Linked DNA regions of Homo sapiens: region 2 is linked to region 1. Evidence: chromatin loops called from intact Hi-C (ENCODE). Cell type or tissue: CD4-positive, alpha-beta T cell. All regions are shown on one strand. Each heading gives the region's core, and the rest is flanking DNA. Links, peaks and the distances in the headings are about the cores only. Region 1 has its middle 9.8 kb from the start of TGIF1. Region 2 overlaps LPIN2 (lipin 2).

What was found. Peaks named below come from ENCODE experiments on the same cell type or tissue, not always from the same donor. Only the 100,000 strongest peaks of a DNase experiment are listed, where the experiment ranks them.
Region 2: it touches region 1 in a loop (4-fold over the local background); 9 of 110 quality-filtered maps call a loop at or near these places.

The regions. Positions count from the first base shown.
Region 1 is chr18:3,435,528-3,445,309 of GRCh38, reverse strand. It overlaps a transcript of TGIF1 not described here. Among named protein-coding and RNA genes, the nearest start is that of TGIF1, 9.8 kb to the left of the region's middle. In CD4-positive, alpha-beta T cell, for the core only: a CTCF peak has its summit at 3,802 (motif pointing left); a DNase peak (open chromatin) is centred at 3,809.
Region 2 is chr18:2,955,928-2,965,709 of GRCh38, reverse strand. LPIN2 (lipin 2) reads left to right here. Exons shown (of 20, transcript NM_001375808.2): 2 at 4,861-5,061. The coding sequence starts at 4,870. Among named protein-coding and RNA genes, the nearest start is that of LPIN2-AS2, 6.2 kb to the left of the region's middle. RefSeq lists enhancers at 5,293-5,392, 7,577-7,736, 8,612-8,671. In CD4-positive, alpha-beta T cell, for the core only: no CTCF peak of the experiment used is centred there; DNase peaks (open chromatin) are centred at 1,129, 2,459, 4,979, 5,279 and 3 weaker places; H3K4me3 peaks cover 2,292 bases; H3K27ac peaks cover 7,704 bases.

The DNA of each region.
Region 1 (9,782 bases), core at 530-8,529:
GCAATGGGTTTTCCATTGTTACTTGTTCCCAAGTCCCCTCTGCCCGGGATGTTCCTTCACCACTTGTTGATCCTCTGGCAGTTTCTCACCAGTCAAGGCTAGGCCTAAATGTTACTTCTTAGAGGAGTCTTCGCTGATCACCTGACCTAAATTAGGTAGCCCCGCTGCCATCGTGTGGCTCAGGAGTTCTCAACCACAGCCCTATTGACGTTTGGGGCTGGATCATTCTTTCTTGTGGGGCTGTCCTGTGCATTGTAGGATATTTAGTGACATCCCTGGACACTAACCAGTGTGTGCCAGTGGCATCCTTCCCCCAAGCTGTGACAAACACAGATGTCTCCATATGTTGGCAGATGTTCCATGGGGATAGAAATCCCCATGGGGAGGAGGATCACCCCTGGTTCAGAACCACAAATCTAGCTCAATCCTTTATTTCTTCCATAACATCACAGTTTTCAATTATTTTGCTTACTTGACTGTTGGCTTGGTTTTTTCCCTCTGACCTCCCACTCAAATGTATGTTCATTATTAAATCTTTTTTTAAATTTGTTTTGTTTTTTTATTTTTAAAAAATTTTCATTATTAAATATTTATGCACTTAAGTGAACCGAGATCGCACCACTGTACTCAAGCCTGGGTGACAGAGTGAGACTCCGTCTCAAAAACAACAACAACAAAAAACAAAAACAAACAAAACCTTTATGTACTTAATACAGTGCCTAACACATCATAGGTACCCAATATTTATCAAATGAATAATGCATGAAAGTGAGACTATATGGGAGCTAAATGATAAGAACTTACGAACACAAAGAAGGAAACATCAGACACTGGGGTTTACTTGAGTGAGGAGGGTGGGAGGAGGGAGAGGAGCAGAAATTTTGGGTACTGGGCTTATCTGGATGATGAAATAATATGTACAACAAACCCTGTGACATGTTTTCTTATTTAAGAAACCTTCACATGTACCACCAAATGTAAATTAAAGTTAAAAAATTTTAAAAAGACAAAAAAAAAAAAAAAGAAAAGAAAGTGAGACTATAAGAATAATTTAAAATAAGAATACAGGCCGGGTGCAATGGTTCATGCCTGTAATCCCAGCATTTTGGGAGGCTGAGGCAGGTGGATCATGAGGTCAGGACCTCGAGACCAGCCTGGCCCATATGGTGAAACCCGTCTGTACTAAAAATACAAAAATTAGCTGGGCATGGTGGCACAGTGGTGGCACGCGCCTGTAGTCCCAGCTGCTCGGTAGGCTGAGGCAGGAGAATCGTTTGAACCCGGGAGGTGGAGGTTGCAGTGAGCCGAGATCGTGCCACTGCAGTCCAGCCTGGGTGAAAGAGCTAGACTCCGTCTCAAAAAAAAAAAAAAAAGAAAGAATACAATCATTTATTGTATACAGCATGCCAGGCAGTATGCAAATACTTTCCTTCTTTTATTTTATTTACTACTTAAAACAACCCTAAGAAGTACTCATGGCCAGGTACAGTGGCTCATGTCTGTAATCCCAGCACTTTGGGAGGCCAAGGCGGGCAGATCATCTGAGGTCAGGAGTTCGAGACCAGCCTGGCCAACATGGTGAAACCCCATGGTGAATTCAAGTGAATTTCAAGTGAATTCGTGAGGCACGAGAATTCACTTGAACCTGGGAGGTGGAGTGAGCCGAGATTGCGCCATTGCACTCCAGCCTGGGTAACAGAACGAAATTACATCTCAAAAAAAAAGTTCTCATTATTATTATTTTCATATTATATTGGCTGGGCTTCGTGGTATACACCTGTAGTGCACAGAGTTAGAGCCTGCAGAGCCTGGAAGTTCAAGGCTGCAGTGAGCTATATTGCACCACTGTTGTCCAGTCTGGGAGACAAGAGCGAAACCCTATCTGGAAAAAAAAAAAAAGTATTATTATCCCCACCTTACAGATGAAGAAGTTGTAGTCTGTGGGAGTTAATTAATTTATCCTGCCAGTATAACCCATGAGCCAATAATCTAAACAATACTAATATTCTGCAATTTGCTTTTTCATTTATTTTCTTAGTAATGAGCATTTAATTGTTTCCAATGTGTAACTCAGCACAAAAAGATAGTGCAATTACATTTGAAATATTTAACAACTGATAGAATACGCGCATCAGCCAATTAGAAGAGCCCCTTCTGATTGTGTACTGGGGCATACTGATAATGAACCGGCTGGGCCCAACAGAATGTTAGTTTGTATGCAGATCTTTTGGGGCTTCTGTGAGCATATCTGTAGGAGTTTCTGGGAGGTGGAATAGCTGCATCAAAACGTGTTTCATTCAGAATTTTGATAGATATTGCCAAATTGCCTCCAAATGATCTTACCTATTTAAAATCTCACCAAAGTTATGTGAGATCTCTTTCTTTGTGCCCTCACTAACGCTGAATATTATCAATCAATTTCCTATTTGTCTATCTCCCAGGTAAGTAAATGGAACCAAATGTTTTTATTGTTCACATTTCTTTGAGAGGGTGAGCCCATTTTTGTGTATGTATTAGTCATTTTTATTTCTTCTTCTTGCTTATTCATAACATTATTTTTTAAAGATTTTTTATTTATTTAATAAAAGTAGAGATGCGGTCTCACTATGTTGCCCAGGCTGGTCTTGAACTCCTTGGTTTCAAGGGATCCTCCCATCTCAGTCTCCCAAAGTGCTTGGATTACAAGTTGAGCTACTGCACAATCCTGTTCATAACTTTTGCCAACTTTTCTATTGTATTGATTTTTTTTGTATATTCTTTTTTCTTTTCTTTTTAAAATGATAAGTAAGGGACAGCCTATTTTTGTATTAGCTTAAAAGCTCATCTGACAAAGAGCAAAAAGCAGTGAACTAATATTATAAATGCAAGAAGGCAATGTGTCCCCATTTGTTTAAAAAAAAATCATTGGACTAAGTACTATATTTATATTATAAAAGACCTTCAGAATACTGTACCAGTTTTTAACTTATTCCTTTTCTTTCCATTAAAGGGCTAATTCATCCACATTTCCATTTATCACAGTTACTTCTTCCCAAAGCTCTAGAGTAGCCATTTATAATAGCAATAAAATGATGAAATATCTAGGAATAAAATTGACAGAAATTTCTGCAAGTTTTATAAAGAAAACTTTAAAACCCTACTGAGAGACATAAAGGAAGACAAGTAAAATAAAAGACAACTTATTCTTTCTAGCAAGATCCAATAGTGAAAGTTATATAAAGATGTTTATTCTCCCCAAATCAGTCTTTAAATTCAAAGTGATTTTCATTAAAATACCAACAGGGCTTTCTTTTTCTTTTTAATTGATGAAACAATGCCACAGTTCATTGAAATTAAAACCTCACAGCAGCTGGGGAAATTCTGAAAGAGAAGAGCTGGTATAGGGGAACACTGGGGAAGCCTTCCAAATATTAAAGCATATTTTGAAGTCTATAATTTAAATGTAAAAGTTTTATGCTGGAGAAATAATAAAGAAGAAACAATAAGGAGGCAGATTAGAATATAATGGGGATTTAGATTTTGGCAAAGGTGGCTTTTCATATCAGAGATAAATTGAATTGGGATAATTGACTACCTTCGGTTAAAAAAATAAAGCTAAATCTCCATTTCACTCCCTTAACATAAGTACAATTCATCTGAATGAAATGTAAAAGTAATTTAAAATGCACCTATGTATATTCTAGAATAGTGGTTCTCAAAGCAGGGTGTGTATGTGGCAATTTTTCCTTCCAGGGAACATTTGACAATGTCGGGAGACATGTTTGGTGACTGCAGCTGGAGAGGAGGTGTTGCTACTGGCATCTAGTGGATAGAGACCAGGGATGCTGCCCAACATTCTACCACGCACACCACAGCCCCCACACCAAGAATTCTCCTGTTCAAAATGTCAGTAGTGCCAAGGGTGAAACACACACTTCTAGAAGAAAGCATGAGTAAATGTATGATCTTGGAGTGGGGAAGGCCTTTCTAACCAGAGCACAAAATCAAGAAATGATGAGATATAAATGTTTATAAGTACTTTGTTTCTTAGAAAGAATTTATGTTTAAGGAAAAATTGTATAAAATTTTCAAAAGCTAAGAAACTTGGAAAAATAGTTGTAGCACATTCAGGCATAAGCCCAATTGACTTAATTCATGAAGGGCTTATACAAACCGTAGAAAAGAAAAACTCTGTGTTTAAAAAGTTGGACAGCCTGTAGATTTGTATTTTACCTAAAAAGGAATCCAGATAACCAAAAAACATGGAGGGGGGGACATGAAAACTTTGTTTTTCTGTCATTACAACAATAAAGTAAATCAGACTGAACTGACATGGAAAGATTATTAATAGATGTTAAGTTGTTTTATTTAAAAGCCAGGTATAGAACTCTACAATATTATCCCTTTTGCATAAAATTTTTGTATGCCTGTATTTTTCTGGAAGGATAAGTGTAGAAAGATTAACAGTTACTACCTTTGGAGTGATGTAAGTGTGGAGAGGAAGACACCAGCCCAATCTTAGACTGACTCAGGGAGCCTACATCCGTTTTTAACAACTAAATAATAGTCCATTGTAACTATGGATATAATTTATGTACCAATGCCCAATTATCGGACATTTACGTTTCGTTCTCATTTGTGTTAAAGGAGATTTTTCACAAATCTTGTATAAAAACCTGAGCAGGCATCTGAAATGGGACACAGTTGTGTTTAGACTGGGGAAGGCCTTTCTAATCGGGGCGGAAAGTGGTAAGTTGAAGTCAGTGTCTGGAGTCCAAGAGCCATTAGTGGTTAATCATCAGCAAATGTGAATAACCCCTAATGACACTCTGGGAGCCAACTATTCATTGCCTTTTACAAGAAATAAGAACAAATACTGTCAAACCATTTACCAACCCAAATGGCTTTGGATTTGGATGACCAAATCTGCAAAACTGGAAATGTTAATCCTAATGCAGGTAATTTTTTTTTTTTTTTTGGAGAAAGAGTCTTGCTCTGTCACCCAGGTTGGAGTGCAGTGGCACGATATCGGCTCACTTGCAACCTCTGCCTCCCAGGTTCAAGCGATTCTCCTGCCTCAGCCTCCCAAGTAATGAGGAATACAGGCATGAACCACCATGTTTGGCTAATTTTTGTATTTTTAGTAGAGACCGGGTTTTGCCATGTTGGCCAGCCTGGTCTCAAACTTCTGACCTCAAGGGATCTGCTCTCCTCAGCCTCCCAAAGTGCGGGGTTACAGAGTAGACTAGTAGAGCTCCTTTTCAAGGGTGAAATAAATGTCTAAATCAGTACTTTTTTTTTTTTTTCTTTGAGACAGGGTCTTCCTCTGTTGCCCAAGCTGGAGTGCAGTGGTTCGATCTTGGCTCACTGCAACCTCCACCTCCTGGGCTCAGGTGATTCTCTCACCTCAGCCTCCCTAATAGCTGGGACCAAAGGCGCCCACGACAACGCCTGGCTGATTTTTGTATTTTTTTTAGAGACCGGGTTTCACTACGTTGCCCAGTCTGGTCTTGAACTCCTGGGCTCAATCTATCCGCCCACCTTGGCTTCCCCAAGTGCTGGGATTACAGGCATGAGGTGCCACGCCTGGCCCCATTCCTATTTTTCTTTTCTCCTTTCCCTGAGACAGGCAACAATTCACACACGTCTACTAGTCCTGAATAAATTTTATTTTAAAAAAATCTTTAGAGCTGGGCACGATGGCTCATGCCTGTAATCCCAGCACTTTGGGAGGCTGAGGCGGGCGAATCACCTGAGGTTGGGAGTTCAAGGCCAGCCTGACCAAAATGGAGAAATCCCATCTCTACTAAAAATACAAAATTAGCCAAGCATGGTGGAGCATGCCAGTAATCCCAGCTAATCGGGTGGCTGAGGCAGGAGAATCGCTTGAACCTGGGAGGAGGTTGCGGTGAGCCGAGATCTGCCACTGTACTCCAACCTGGGCAATAGAGCAAGACTCCGTCTCAAAAAAAAAAAAAAATTAAAATAGTGAGGTGACTTCAGAAACAAGGACTCTGTTGTGTCCAGAGTGTTTTTGTTTGTTTTGCTTTTTTTACTTTTGATTATGGAAAATTTTAAATATATCCAATAGTGAGGAGATCCTAGTGTAATAAATCCCCAAAGAACCATCACCCAGCTTCAACAATGATCAATTCATGACCCATCTAGTGTCACCTTCTCCCTTACACACTTCGTCTTCACCTATATTACTTTAAAGCAAATTCCAGACATCATATGTCTTCTGGATAAGCTCTCATAGTGAATGATCCTGCTTGCCTGATCAGTAACTCCTTATTCCTCGGTCTAAATGATTTGTTTACTAATGGGGCCAAGTAGTCCCAGAATTATGCTCTATTGTCTTTTTCTTTCTAGCTATTTATATTCCTATGTTTATACAATTTCTTCTTGTCAGAGAGAACAATTCCATTTTATTTTTAGATGGAACTTTAATGCTTTTAGTTCTACTAGCTTATTTTAGACCAATCACAGAAGGAAAACTTCTCTTCTGGATAGTCCTACTCTCAAATATTTATTTCCACTTCTGTTTGCACCGGTCAGACTACGCGCCTTGATTTTTTTTGGTTCAGGAAACATGTTCACCAAATCAGTATCTCACTTTGAGATCTCCAGGAACATTGTTTTACTTTATTGACTAGACAAAATTAACTTTTAGAAAAAGTAATGGCTAATGATTTCCTTCTCGTGTGTGTGTGTGTGTGTGTGTGTGTGTGTGTTTGTGTGTATGAAATGATGGGAATGGAAGATGGGGGGTGAAGTCTAGAAGGACTTGATACATCCAACATGGAGCTGTTTTTAGCCAGCACAGCCAGATGGTGACATAGAAACACAAACAGCCATATTACAAAGTTTTAAAACATAACATTCTGACCTTTAGGTTTGAAAAAAGTAGGAGAATTTCAGGTAACTTATCTGCATGCTTGTCCTCCCTCCCTCACCTTCTCTCTCTTCTCCCATCTCTCATAACTCTTGCACACATGACCCTTCACTGCAAGTCACACATCTGTAATTTGTGACTAAATATTTTTTGCTTCACGAGAATCCCATTTGGTTTTAAAAACTAAACCAACTTTTTCAAAAGCAGGGTCTAGATTGCTTGACTTAGGTTCACTGCGCTTTCAACTAATAAAATGATATATTGATTCTATCAGCTTCTTTATGGAAAAAAAATACAACAACAACCTACACTAACTTCTATTTAATTAGTCACTTGTCACTTTTTTTTTTTGAGACGGACTTTCGCTCTTGTCACCCAGGTTGGAGTTCAATGGCGTGATCTCGGCTCACTGCAACCTCTGCCTCCCGGGTTCAAGCGATTCTCCTGCCTCAGTCTCCCAAGTGGCTGGGATTACAAGCGTGCACCACCACACCTGGCTAATTTTTGTATTTTTAGTAGAGATGGGGTTTCACCATGTTGGCCAGGCTGGTCTCGAACTCCCGACCTCAGGTGATCCGCCTGCCTTGGCCTCCCAAAGTGCTGGGATTACAGGCATGAGCCACCGTGCCCGGCCACTTGTCACTTCTTGTCTGATCACAAAATGCATTTTCCAAGGGGATTAGTGATTCTATAACCATATGTGCTTTGACTTCTGTCATCATTTTGCTGAGTTTCCAAGAAGCATCTCTTTGAACCACCACCCCCAGCCAGAAATACAAGCCCTTCCGTGTAGCTTTGAAATACAATTAACAAATAACCTCTGTTTTTCATACGAAAATTGCTGTTTAGAAAAAAGCTTTCTCTCTAATATAACTTCAATATACACTTTCTGTTCCCATTTCTCCCTCACCCACTCCCAAAATACATCACTTATTATTTTGCAAATGGTAATCATTAAAAATGCAAAATAAATTTTAGTCCAGGAGAAAAATAATATAAATTATGTATTGTTGGACTTCAAGATAGGTAAAGGTTTAATTAATTTACTGCTAGGAAATCCTTATCTGGTAACAGGTGGCCTAAGCTAGAAACAAGAAAACGTATACAGGAATGGAACGTTTACACTCATTCCTCATTGATTATCTGCAGGATAAGAATGCAGATCCCCCATGCTCGCACACCTCCACACACAGAGAAGTCATGTCAACTATCGATTGTTCTTGAAAAATACAGTTGAGAAGGTTTGGAGGATGTGCAAAAAGAGTTGGCACTCTTTTTTCTGGGTAAATAAAATTGAGGGTTTATTTTATTTTATTATTATTATTATTTTTGAGATGGAGTCCTGCGCTGTCACCCAGGTTGGAGTGCAGTGGCGCAATCTCGGCTCACTGCAACTTCTGCCTCCTGGGGTCAGGCCATTCTCGTGCCTCAGCCTCCCGAGTAGCTGGGATTACAGGCATGAGCCACCAGGCCTGGCTAATTTTTGTATTTTTAGTAGAGATGGAGTTTCACCATGTTGGCCAGGCTGGTCTTGAACTCCTGACCTGGAATGATCCACCCACCTCGGCCTCCCAGAGTGCTGGAATTACAGGTGTGAGCCACCAAACCCAGCCCTCTTTTTTTGAGTCTCCCTCTATCTCCCAGGCTGGAGTGCAGTGGCACCATCTTGGCTCACTGGAACCTCCACTTCCCGGGTTCAAGAGATTCTCCTGCCTCAGCCTCCTGGGTAGCTGGGACTACAGGAGTGCGACACCACAACCGGCTAATTTTTGTATTTTTAGTAGAGACGGGCTTTCACCACGTTGGCCAGGCTGGTCTCGAACTCCTGACCTCAGGTGATCCACCTGCCTCAGCCTCCCAAAGTGCTGGAATTACAGGCATGAGCCACCATGCCCGGCTACATTCAGGGCTTCTTTTATTTAATCTGGGGCCTATAGATTTACATTCTAACCTACATCCACTCCAGACATTATTTGAATGTTCACAGAAACAAAGCAAAACACAAATTAAAATTTTGTGCCTCTCTTCTGGGATTCAGCTTCATCTGCTGGATAAAGTTTGACTATTTGTCAGCCAAAATGTAAATAATGCTTATGCCCAAGTTGTGGGATTATGGCTCTTCACTGTTTTTAGCCTTTTGCAAGTTTTCTGCAATTAGCTGGTACTGTCTTACTTTTATCATCATAAAAAGCAATAGGCATTATTTTTTAAGTTAATAAAAAAAGTTGCTGAAATAGTGATATTCTCACTTGACAAATATTGACAAATATTCCTGAGGGCTCACTATGTGTGAAGTATTAACCTTGCTGGTGTGAAAATAAGTAAACAAAGAATAAAAGAGGAACGTGCTCAGGCGTTCAGAGGAAGAGAAAAAATGAGTAGCTTGGGAATTTCAAAAATCGAAGGAAGGCCAGGTGCACTGGCTCACGCCTGTAATCCCAGAAACTCAGGTGGCAGAGAGACAGGAAGATCGTTTGAGCCCAGGAGTTCGAGACTGTTATGAACTATGATCATGCCACTGCACTCCAGCCTGGGTGACAGAGTGAGACCTTGTCCCTAAATATATATACATATATATTTAGTCCTCCTTTATCACAAACCCTTACCAACTAGTTTGGGGAAAAGGAGACCTTTTGTTCACAGCTAGTGAGAGAGCAACTCATCAATGCATATGCAAAGTTTTGAAAATGCGTACATTCTGTGGCCGAGCAATTATTGGGGATTTATTCTAAAGTTTGGGAGTCTAACTTGACAGCTACAGAAGGAATAGCAAAAGGGAAACCTCAAAAGATACACTGAGGTCAAGTTACTAGATTGAGATGGGATCAGTGCCTTATTCTATAAGAAATGATGACTATGTGGCAACAGTTGAGGAAGATGAAGTTTGCAATTTTCTCCAGAATCAATT
Region 2 (9,782 bases), core at 506-8,505, 480 kb after region 1:
CACCCAGGCTGGAGTGCAGTGGCACGATCTCAGCTCACTGCAACCTCTGCCTCCCGGGTTCAAGCGATTCTCCTGCCTCAGCCTCCCGAGTAGCTGGGGCTACAGGCATGTGTCACGATACAGGCCAATTTTTTTGTATTTTTAGTAGAGATGGGGTTTCACCATATTGGCCAGGCTGGTCTTGAACTCCTGACCTCAAGTGATCTACCTGCCTCGGCCTCCCAAAGTGCTGGGATTACAGGCGTGAGCCACCGCGCCTGGCCCATTTTATTTATAAATCCATACTCCATATAGTGATTATTCATTTTAGTTTCTTTGATGCTCAGCAAAAGATGCTAAGCTGATCTTCAAACTTTTGGTGAATAACGAAATCTTGAAAGCTACCATTCATTCCAGTGTGTGTCCTTTTATACCTTAAAATATTTGATAAGAAAAATATGATAGTGGGCACTGTCAAATTTTATGCATGAAGGACTAATTTGGCGTATTGAATTTTATATGCGAAGGGCCATTTGGTCTCTAATAAGTATTGTAGTTGCTTATTTTCTACTGCTTTTTTTTTTCTTCACTTTTTTATTTGAGTAATCAATAAGTACTTCTTTTCCTTCGGAGCTCCCAATACTTAATCTAGCCCATGGGAAGGTACCTAGGCCTAAACAGCACACTGTATATTACATACACTGTGTAGCAGTCAGGCCACATCTGAGCCATTGTGTCTAGCTGTCTTTAAATATCGTTTTTAAAGATGGACATAAATAATTGTCATAAGAGTCAGAGTAGACCCAATCAGTTCACATATTTTAAGGAACAAGAATGCTTAGCCTAGAATAGAAGAGACTCTGATAAATTCTTTGGTGTGTTGTGGTTTCATTTGGAAGAGCGTGGTAATATTCAGTGTGATTTCTAGTGGACATAATAGTTCTCTGACATTTTTATGGACTTCTTGGTAAAGTAGTGAGTCTCTGTCAACTGTAACGATCCCAAAACTGAAATGCAGCATAGCATGCGATGTTTAAGAAGAGACTTGTCTTAGTCAGCTTGGGGTACTGCAGCAGAATACCATAGATGGTATTTGGCTTAAACAACAGACATTTATTTCTTACCATTCTCACAGATCAAAGTGCCAGCCGATTGGGCTCTCTTCCTGGTTTGCAGACTTCTTGCTGTATTCTCACGAGGAAAGGAAAGAGAGCGTGGTCTGGGTCTCTTTCTCCTCTTAGAAGGACACTAATCCATCACATGGAGGCTCCACCCATGTGACCTCATCTAAACCTAATTACTTCCCAAAGGCCCTGTCTCCAAATACCATCACATTGGGCGTCAGGGCTTCAATATATGAATTTGGTGGTGGTGGGGGACAGAGGGAGGTCATAGATATTACTTAACTTTTCTAACCCTCATTTCTTTTTTTTTTTTTTTTTTTTTTTGAGACGGAGTCTTGCTCTGTCACCCAGGCTTGAGTGCAGTGGTGTGATCTCGGCTCACTGCACCCTCCGCTTCCCAGGTTCAAGTGATTCTCCTGCCTCAGCCTCCCAAGTAGCTGGGACTACAGGCGCACGCCATCACGCCCGGCTAATTTTTTGTATTTTTAGTAAAGACGGGCCTTCACCGTGTTGGCCAGGCTGGTCTTGAACTCCTGACTTCAAGTGATCTGCTTGCCTCAGCCTCTCAGAGTGCTGGGATTACAGGCGTGAGCCACTACACCCAGCCTTAATTGTCTTTAAAAATAGAAATAATACCACCTCTAAAGTAGTTCTGAGATAATAATGTATAAGTTTAAGAATTTGGGATGTTACGAGCTTTCAAAAAAAGAGTTGTTTCCAGTGTGATTATTGTTAGAGTATTTCAGAGATGTGTTAGAAGCATTTTTGGTATTTGTTAAAAGAATGGGCTGGATGTATTCTTCTTGTTCCAAGAATCAGCAAGTGCACTTTAATATTTTTATTTATGCCCGTAAGCCTCAAGATAGGGATGCTGCTCTGTGACCATTTTTCATTTCCACATTTTGCTTTTTGTGTGGGCATCTCCAAATGAGCCTGCCTTTCTGGTTAAATATTCTGTCTTTGCTTTTGCTCTTTTTTCTCTGTGACTTCTTGTTTGTTTCTTTCTGCATGGCTCTCCTTTGGTCTCTGTCACTCTCCATTATTTATTTTGTCCTCCCACATTTTCCCTCATCATTCATGATAAAATAGGAGGAATAGTTTATAGTGTGTTATTTTGCTATATTTTTTAAACATTTGGGTTACATCATTGTGTATCTTTTCTGCTGCTGGTTCAGAGTGTGGCTTTCCCAGGTGTTGACCAGGACAGGTCTGACTTGGTTCTTATTGTGTAGCTATGCTGGGCTAGCATGTAGGAATAAGGTATATGGCACTAGATTCTGCTTCAAGAGCAGGCTGTTTAACATATCCCTCATGCCTATGACGAACAACTGCATTTCCTCCAGACGTAACTAACGGTGAGGAAGCCTCTTTCCCCAGCTCTGTTGGGGTGACCCTTCTAGCAGACAGCTGCTCATCATACCCAGGGTGTAGCATGTTAAGCTACAGGCCTCCCTTTACTTTTGTTTTACCAGCCTTCACAATATAAATGTCATTGTTTCATTATCTGTCAAGAGAAAACCAGTTATTTGACAACCTGTATTTTTCTACATTTAGCAACTGGCATTTACACATTAGGTTTTCCCATATAACAGCACATCCCTTAACCATGGTAGTTAAAATAATCTTGAATAGGTACGGTTACACTTAATTATGAATTTTATGCTGTAGTTGATGGAAGCTTGTTACACATTTATGTTTATAAGACTTGTTTGTGGCTGAATGTCAATGCTTAAAAGTTAGCATTTTTTTGTTTATTTTAAGAAAAGGTCTAACATGTTTTTTTTTTCTTGTAATAAAATTCATTTTAACATTGCCACCACCATTCAAGCAGTAATACCAAGATTGACTGCTTGGATGCTGTTTAATTCATGTGTGTGCCATGTAGGTAAAAAGCATGTTGTGAATATGCATTACCTACAGAATATGAAAAGGATGCATGAGATCTAGCTGTGTTATTTTTTAGAACCACATGTGAATCTACAGTGACCTCAAAATAGGAATTTAATTATTAAAAACATAATGGGATGTTATATGAATATTTTGATGAAACACTATTTCCTCCCCACACTTTTTTTTTATGTTTCTTATTTTTTTAGTCTCATTTATTACTAGTTCATTTGTTCATTCATTCAATAAATGATTATTGAGCACTTGATACATGCTTAATTTGGTTTAGCTATTGAGGTCAAATCAATTATTCCAAAACCATCACCAGATTATAATTGTTTGATATCACATAAAGGATGTCATCTTATTTTGTTATTTAGGAGTAAGTTTTGCAGCACAAGCGTTTTCCAGCTTTTCTATGGGTGCATTTAAGGGCCTTGGTAACATTAGTTTTAAAATATTTTAAAAATTTCTTCCAGGGTAAAATTATCATGGCGATGCTTCATGGTGTAGAACTGATGGGCCTTGATTACACATTCATCCGCGTGTAGGAACAGGAAACAATTTAGAATCAGGGCTCTGCCGTGGCCACTCATCTGTGAAGAGCAGAGTGAATTTCTGTGCAGGCAGATATCCTGGAGGCCCCTGAGTTTTCCCAAGAAGACAGCATTCTTTCTCCCAGTTCAGTTTTGGACTCACTTGGCAACACAGAACATGATCTCTGAAACTTTTCAGAGCATGGACCTTTAAGCTCAAGGCAGCCTCCAAGCTGGGTGTAGAGAAACCACGAGCTGCTTATGGCAGACAGCCTGGAGAGCAGTCAGTCAGTCCTGTGGTTGGGTGAAAGTTGGCCTCTGAATTAGCTGGAGCATTGGAGGGGCTCTTGGTTACTCTCTGTCATTCCAGTCCCCAGAATGGCTTTCACTGAATTGTGCTTTGGCATAATATTAGGGGTGTCAGCATCTAATGAATAAAATGTGGGGGTGTATTCAGTAGCTGGAAGTAAAATCTGACATTAGGACTGAAGGGGGGGATTTGGTTTTTATTAGTGGAAAAGTTGGGGATGGGGCCAAGGCAATAAAGCCACCCCTGGCTTTAGCTGTACTTCCTCTCCTTTGAGCCTTTCTGGAGAACTCCTTGCAGACCTTTTGATTGTGATTTGAATAGTGAATTGAGGTTGAGGAACAAGAGTAAAACCCTTTTCTGTGCTTTGAACTTTGTAGAACTTGATTGCATGTTCCAGTTAGTTATATTGAGTCATTGAAGGGATTTTTCCGTAGAAGTAATGTTATAAATGGGCTAGGCTCAGGCAGACTTGCCAGAGTTTATTTAATCTAGCATGTGTCCGAACCATACTATTCTGGTAATAATAGTTCCTTACAAAATGTAGCTCTCACTAATTTATTACATTGGTTCTGTTGGAAGATGAATCTCTGGTTTCTCCCGGGGATGATGTTTGTTTTTTCTGTTTGGCTGCTATGGCCAAAGTGGATGCAGTAGCCGCAGGTTCCAAAGGGTCTTGGGCAGGAGGTCAGGGTTCTTTGGTGATTCTGTGCTGATCCTGAACTTTGGGGAAAAAGTCCCTAATGGCAGTCAGTACTATCCAGGTTGCTGAGAAAGGAAAGGGAATGCCTCAGGCCCTGGCTGGAGCAGCCTCTCAGATACAAAGGAGAATAGTCTCGGGAGGTCCGTGTGTGGAAATGCGTAGAAACAATGGTAGCATGAGACTGTTAGGTTGAAAATTAATAAGGCTAATGATATGAAATCTGGCATACAAGTGAGTAGTGTCATTTTTGTTACGACTGTTATTTCTTTGTCAATAGATCACAAATTTAGTGTTAACATCTCATCTAATTTTTGTTTCTTGTAGTCTCAAACCATGAATTATGTGGGACAGCTGGCTGGGCAGGTGATTGTCACTGTGAAGGAACTCTACAAGGGCATTAACCAGGCCACCCTCTCTGGGTGCATTGATGTCATCGTGGTACAGCAGCAGGATGGCAGCTATCAGTGTTCACCTTTTCACGTTCGGTTTGGAAAGCTGGGAGTCCTGAGATCCAAAGAGAAAGTGGTGAGTGTCCTCAAGGAGAGGAAAAGTCATCCTGAGATTCAAAGAGAAAGTGAGTGAGTGTCCTCAAGGAGTAGAAAAGTCATCCTCTATGAATAAATCGCTATTGTGAGTTTTCTAGGCCTTTTTTTTTTTTTAACCTGAATGATGTTGAGACAATGTTACGAGAAGTCAACCTTTATGTATTGCTTTTGAAGTTACTTTGAAAACCACAAAGCTCGACTGCAGAAGTCTCTTCAAGGGAAAGGGAAACTGAAAATTATTATAATAATCTTACATGTTGCAACTCAGAAAAGCAAAACAGAAACTAGATGGGGGAACTTAGACATATTTAGAAAAAGAAAAATTTCCTTTACCTTATATAGTATTTTTAAATACTTAGGCTAATACCTTCATACTAATTGTAAATGGAATAGGTGGGTATAATCAAGAACACACACACACACACACACACACACACACACACACACACACACATTTTTGAGTCGGAGTCTCGCTTTGCTGTCCAGGCTGGAGTACAGCGGTGTGATCTTGGCTCACTGCAACCTCCGCCTCCCAGGTTCAAGCGATTCTCCTGCCTCAGCCTCCCAAGTGCCTGGGATTACAGGCACGTGCAACCATGCCCCCCTAATTTTTTGTATTTTTAGTAGAGACGGGGTTTCACCTTGTTGGCTAGGCTGGTCTCGAACTCCTGACCTCAAGTGATCCACCGGCTTCGGCCTCGGCCTCCCAAAGTTCTGGGATTACAGGTGTAGAGCCACCGCACCTGGCCATATTTTTTTTTTTAAAGGAAATTAATTAATGCCACATTTTGTTTGTTTTGACAAAGCTGTAAAAACTTTTGTAATCTAAATTCTGTTGTTGATACCAGGACTTGTCCCCATATTTGACTGAAATGCTAACCAACAGACCATAGGCTGGTTGACTTTTGTTTGTTTTAGGGAAGATTCATTCAGGAAGAAGATATTTGTGTAGGTTTTTCTTATCCTCTTCAGGTTATGGAGCAGCTGGAAGTTTTGCTAGTATATCTGATGTCAATCAAATTAGAAAACAGAGCTAGTAATAACACTTGGCAGGTACACAGATTTCTCTTTCTATTCTTGCCTCGCAGTATCTACTTAAATAACATAGAAAGGCTTTGTCAACATTTTAAAGCACAACAAAAGAGCCTCACCATTTTCTGGCACAGACCTAAAAGTATGTGGTAGAGGACCACTGGTGTAAGTCGAAAACATTTATTTTCAGCTTTTTGCTATTTTATATAGCTGAGCTTTAAATAGAAATTTCCCTCTATTTAATTAAACTTAAATGTTATTTTGAGAGTGAAAGAAAATGGATTTCACAAAACTAGATATTCTTTTTCTTTTTTTCCTCCAGGAAAAACATCTCATTTCTAGGTATTACAAAATCAGTTTCCACTGGAGAACCACATTTCAGGGTAGCAGGGCTTGTGTGGTCTGGCCTCTGTTCAGAGTCACCCTTTAGAAAGCAAAAGCAGTTGCAGTTTACTTAGGGACTTAGAAACTTTCCATTGCAAAACAGTGTTATTTAGCCATAGTTTAGGTTCTCTGAAATTTTTTCTTTCTTTGTGGTAACACCAATAGTACTTTCAGACTGGACCTGTTCTGGGGGAATTGGCAACAAACTGAAATTTCCCATTAGTTGTGTATGGATCTATTGTAAAACTGCTGATAAGGTATCATCATCATTATTTTTTTTTTTTGCTGAGATTGTTTTTTATCACATTGGATCAGTGTCTGGCCTTTCAAAATGGAACCTGAAGGCAGATGTATTTATAAGCATGTATGCATCTGTAAATGGTGACCAAGTAGATAAAACACCTTTTCCTGCTTGCTGTGTGCCTCTAATTTAGGAAATAATACAATTCCTGTGCAAAAGCTACACAATCGTTGTGTTACTATCTTGTCAAAACGTTGCATTTTTAATAGGAATGTACTCATGAGACACAGGAAAAGAGAATTTTTTTCCTCCTACTCCCTTAGTATCTCAGAAACCCAAAGAATATGTTTGGGAGGAAATTTGGCCATTTGATTTACCAAAACAGCTTTCCTGTGAGAAAACTGAAAAACTGTGAGAGTAAAACTGAAATCATGCCTACTTTGAGATACACTGGCAATTTGCATTAACTATTTGTCTTATTTTAAGTCAGTTTGGGTTAGGGAAAGCTGGCCATTGATGTGAAAGTAAGACCCCAAATTTTCAAATACGGGTGTACCTATGAAGTGAATTTGAAATCATGACCACCTTAAAACCACTGTTTAGAGAGATGTAGTATAATAATTTTCCCACTGCCATTGATACGTAATTGTTTGGTAGAACAGCAGTACTCCCAGTAAATTTAGTAACTTAGGAGTTTACTTTTAGAAGGTAAATGTGTACTTGATATTTTAAAATTTATTGATATCAGAAAAAGCTGATTACTTGATTATTTATAAAAGTTTTTTTTTCTTTTTTCTGTTTTTTTTTTTTGTTGTTTTTTTTTTTTTTTTGAGATGGAGTCTCGCTTTGTCGCCCAAGCTGGAGTGCAGTGGGGCGATCTCTGCTCACTGCAACTTCCGCCTCCCTGATTCAAGCGTTTCTCCTGCCTCAGCCTCCCGAGTAGCTGGGATTATAGGCGCGTGCTACCACGCCTGGCTGCTTTTTGTGTTTTTAGTAGAGATGGGGTTTCTCCATGTTGGCTAGGATTACCTGATCTCAGGTAATCCACCCGCCTTGGCCTCCCAAAGTGCTGGGATTACAGGTGTGAGCCACCACGCCTGGTCAGATTATTTATCAAAGTTAAATAACCCAGTGTATTAAAACTATTTTCATTGCTGATAACAGAAATTTACCCTCTACTAGCTTAGGCAAAAAAGCTTGCTGTCAGAATTCCCTTTTTCTTTCCCCACCTCTGCTCTCTGCTTCCACTTCTGTTTTCTCTCTAATGTAAAATGGCCACCAATACCTCCAGGCTCACAATCTGTTAACTCATCAATCCCAGTGGAGAGAGAGCTTCCTACAGAAGTATCAGTATTTAGTCTCCCTGTCAAAGGAACGGACATATCTCTGGGACCAGTTTCTGTAGCTGGGAAAGAGATATATTTATTGGCTTGGACAACAGCCCACCTCTACTCCCTAAAGCCACACCAGAAATACAGGTTGAGTATCCCTTATCTGAAATGCTTGGGACCAGAGCATTTTGGATTTCATTTTTTTCATTTTTTGGAATATTTACACTATACTTACTGGTTGAGCATCCCAAATCTGAAAATCTGACGTCTGAAGTGCTCCAGTGAGCATTATCTTTGAGTGTCATGTAAATGCTCAAGAAGTTTCAGATTTTTGAGCATTTTTAGATTTCAGATTTTTGGATTTGAGACACTCAGCTTGTATATGATTTGAAACAGGATGAATAGACTCCCAAAAGACATTTGAGATATTCTTACCCAAAGAGTGGTAAGCTAGTTCAAAAGTCTAGTACATCGACTGTTTCTCAGAGATACCAGTTTCATTTCAGCATCTTAGTCCTATATTATGTTCAGCACAATTAAGCCACAGTGTAAGAAGTAAGACTATATGGAAATGAGGGGTTATTTTTAAAACTGTTTTACTAGAATTTCATACATCAAATTAGTGTCCTTTTTAAAATAATCACGTTGGTGGGAAGAATTTGTTCCAACTTGGTGTTCTCTCAAAATATTTTTAAAACCTTTGTGTTGTTGTTGCCTGAAGAGTTCACAGCATATTCTTTTAAGTATTGCCAATATTAGCATAATTTGATGTTAGGTTTAATTTTTGGAAAGACCAAACTCCATTTAAAGTCACACAAAGATGATAAGTAGTCACATTGAGAAATGTCATACTTGATCTCTAAAAGTAAGGGCTGTGAAGTGTTAATTTTTCTGAGATAGTGTATGAATAGTTTAGAGTCTGAATTTGCATGTTAAAGAAGCATTCTTCTATTTTCCCAGCTACACTGTTTAAATGGATAGCCTCCAAAAATGAAATTAGTTGCTCAGATTGTCCCAGTTTGACTGTTAGTGTATGTCCTTCAAGTTGAGTTCCTTTGAAATGCTCCCATCAGTTTTTGAACCCTTCCTTCCTGGTACCAGAAGGTGTTCCAGAAGAAGCTACTTTCCCTGCCTCAGCTCTGGCATTAATTATTTTACGCCAGTTCCTTTTATTGAAGAATAGTATTTACGAACAAAGATCTGCTTATTAGGCGTGCTCGTAACTCCTGAGGTATCATTGCTTCTAGGCAGCCCAAGCTGGCAGAGCCAGGAAATGGGTGGATGTGTGCACGTGTACACACACACACACACACACACACACACACACACCCCTGCATCTATATATGAAAATCATGAGGGCACACGGGTTCCTCCAATTCCCATCCACCATCGCAGGCTTCTTTCCCCCTCCTTATTTATAATTTTTTTCTCTTTCAACAGGAAACATGGTTCTGATTATCGTCAGTATATCTGCTTAGTTACTCAATCCTAGGAAACACAAAATAGTTTCAGAATTGCTAACTCAAATCTCTGTGAATGTATTAACTACTGCACAATGTTTGTTTGGAGTAACATATCAAATATGTCTTTAGACTTATAATACAAGTCAAAATACTGTTTCCAAGGTAAGGTTAGTTCCATTCTTCCTCACTTCAGTGTGGTTATGTTATTCATACATAGGAGGTTTTTTTGTTTGTTTTTGTTTTGTTTTGT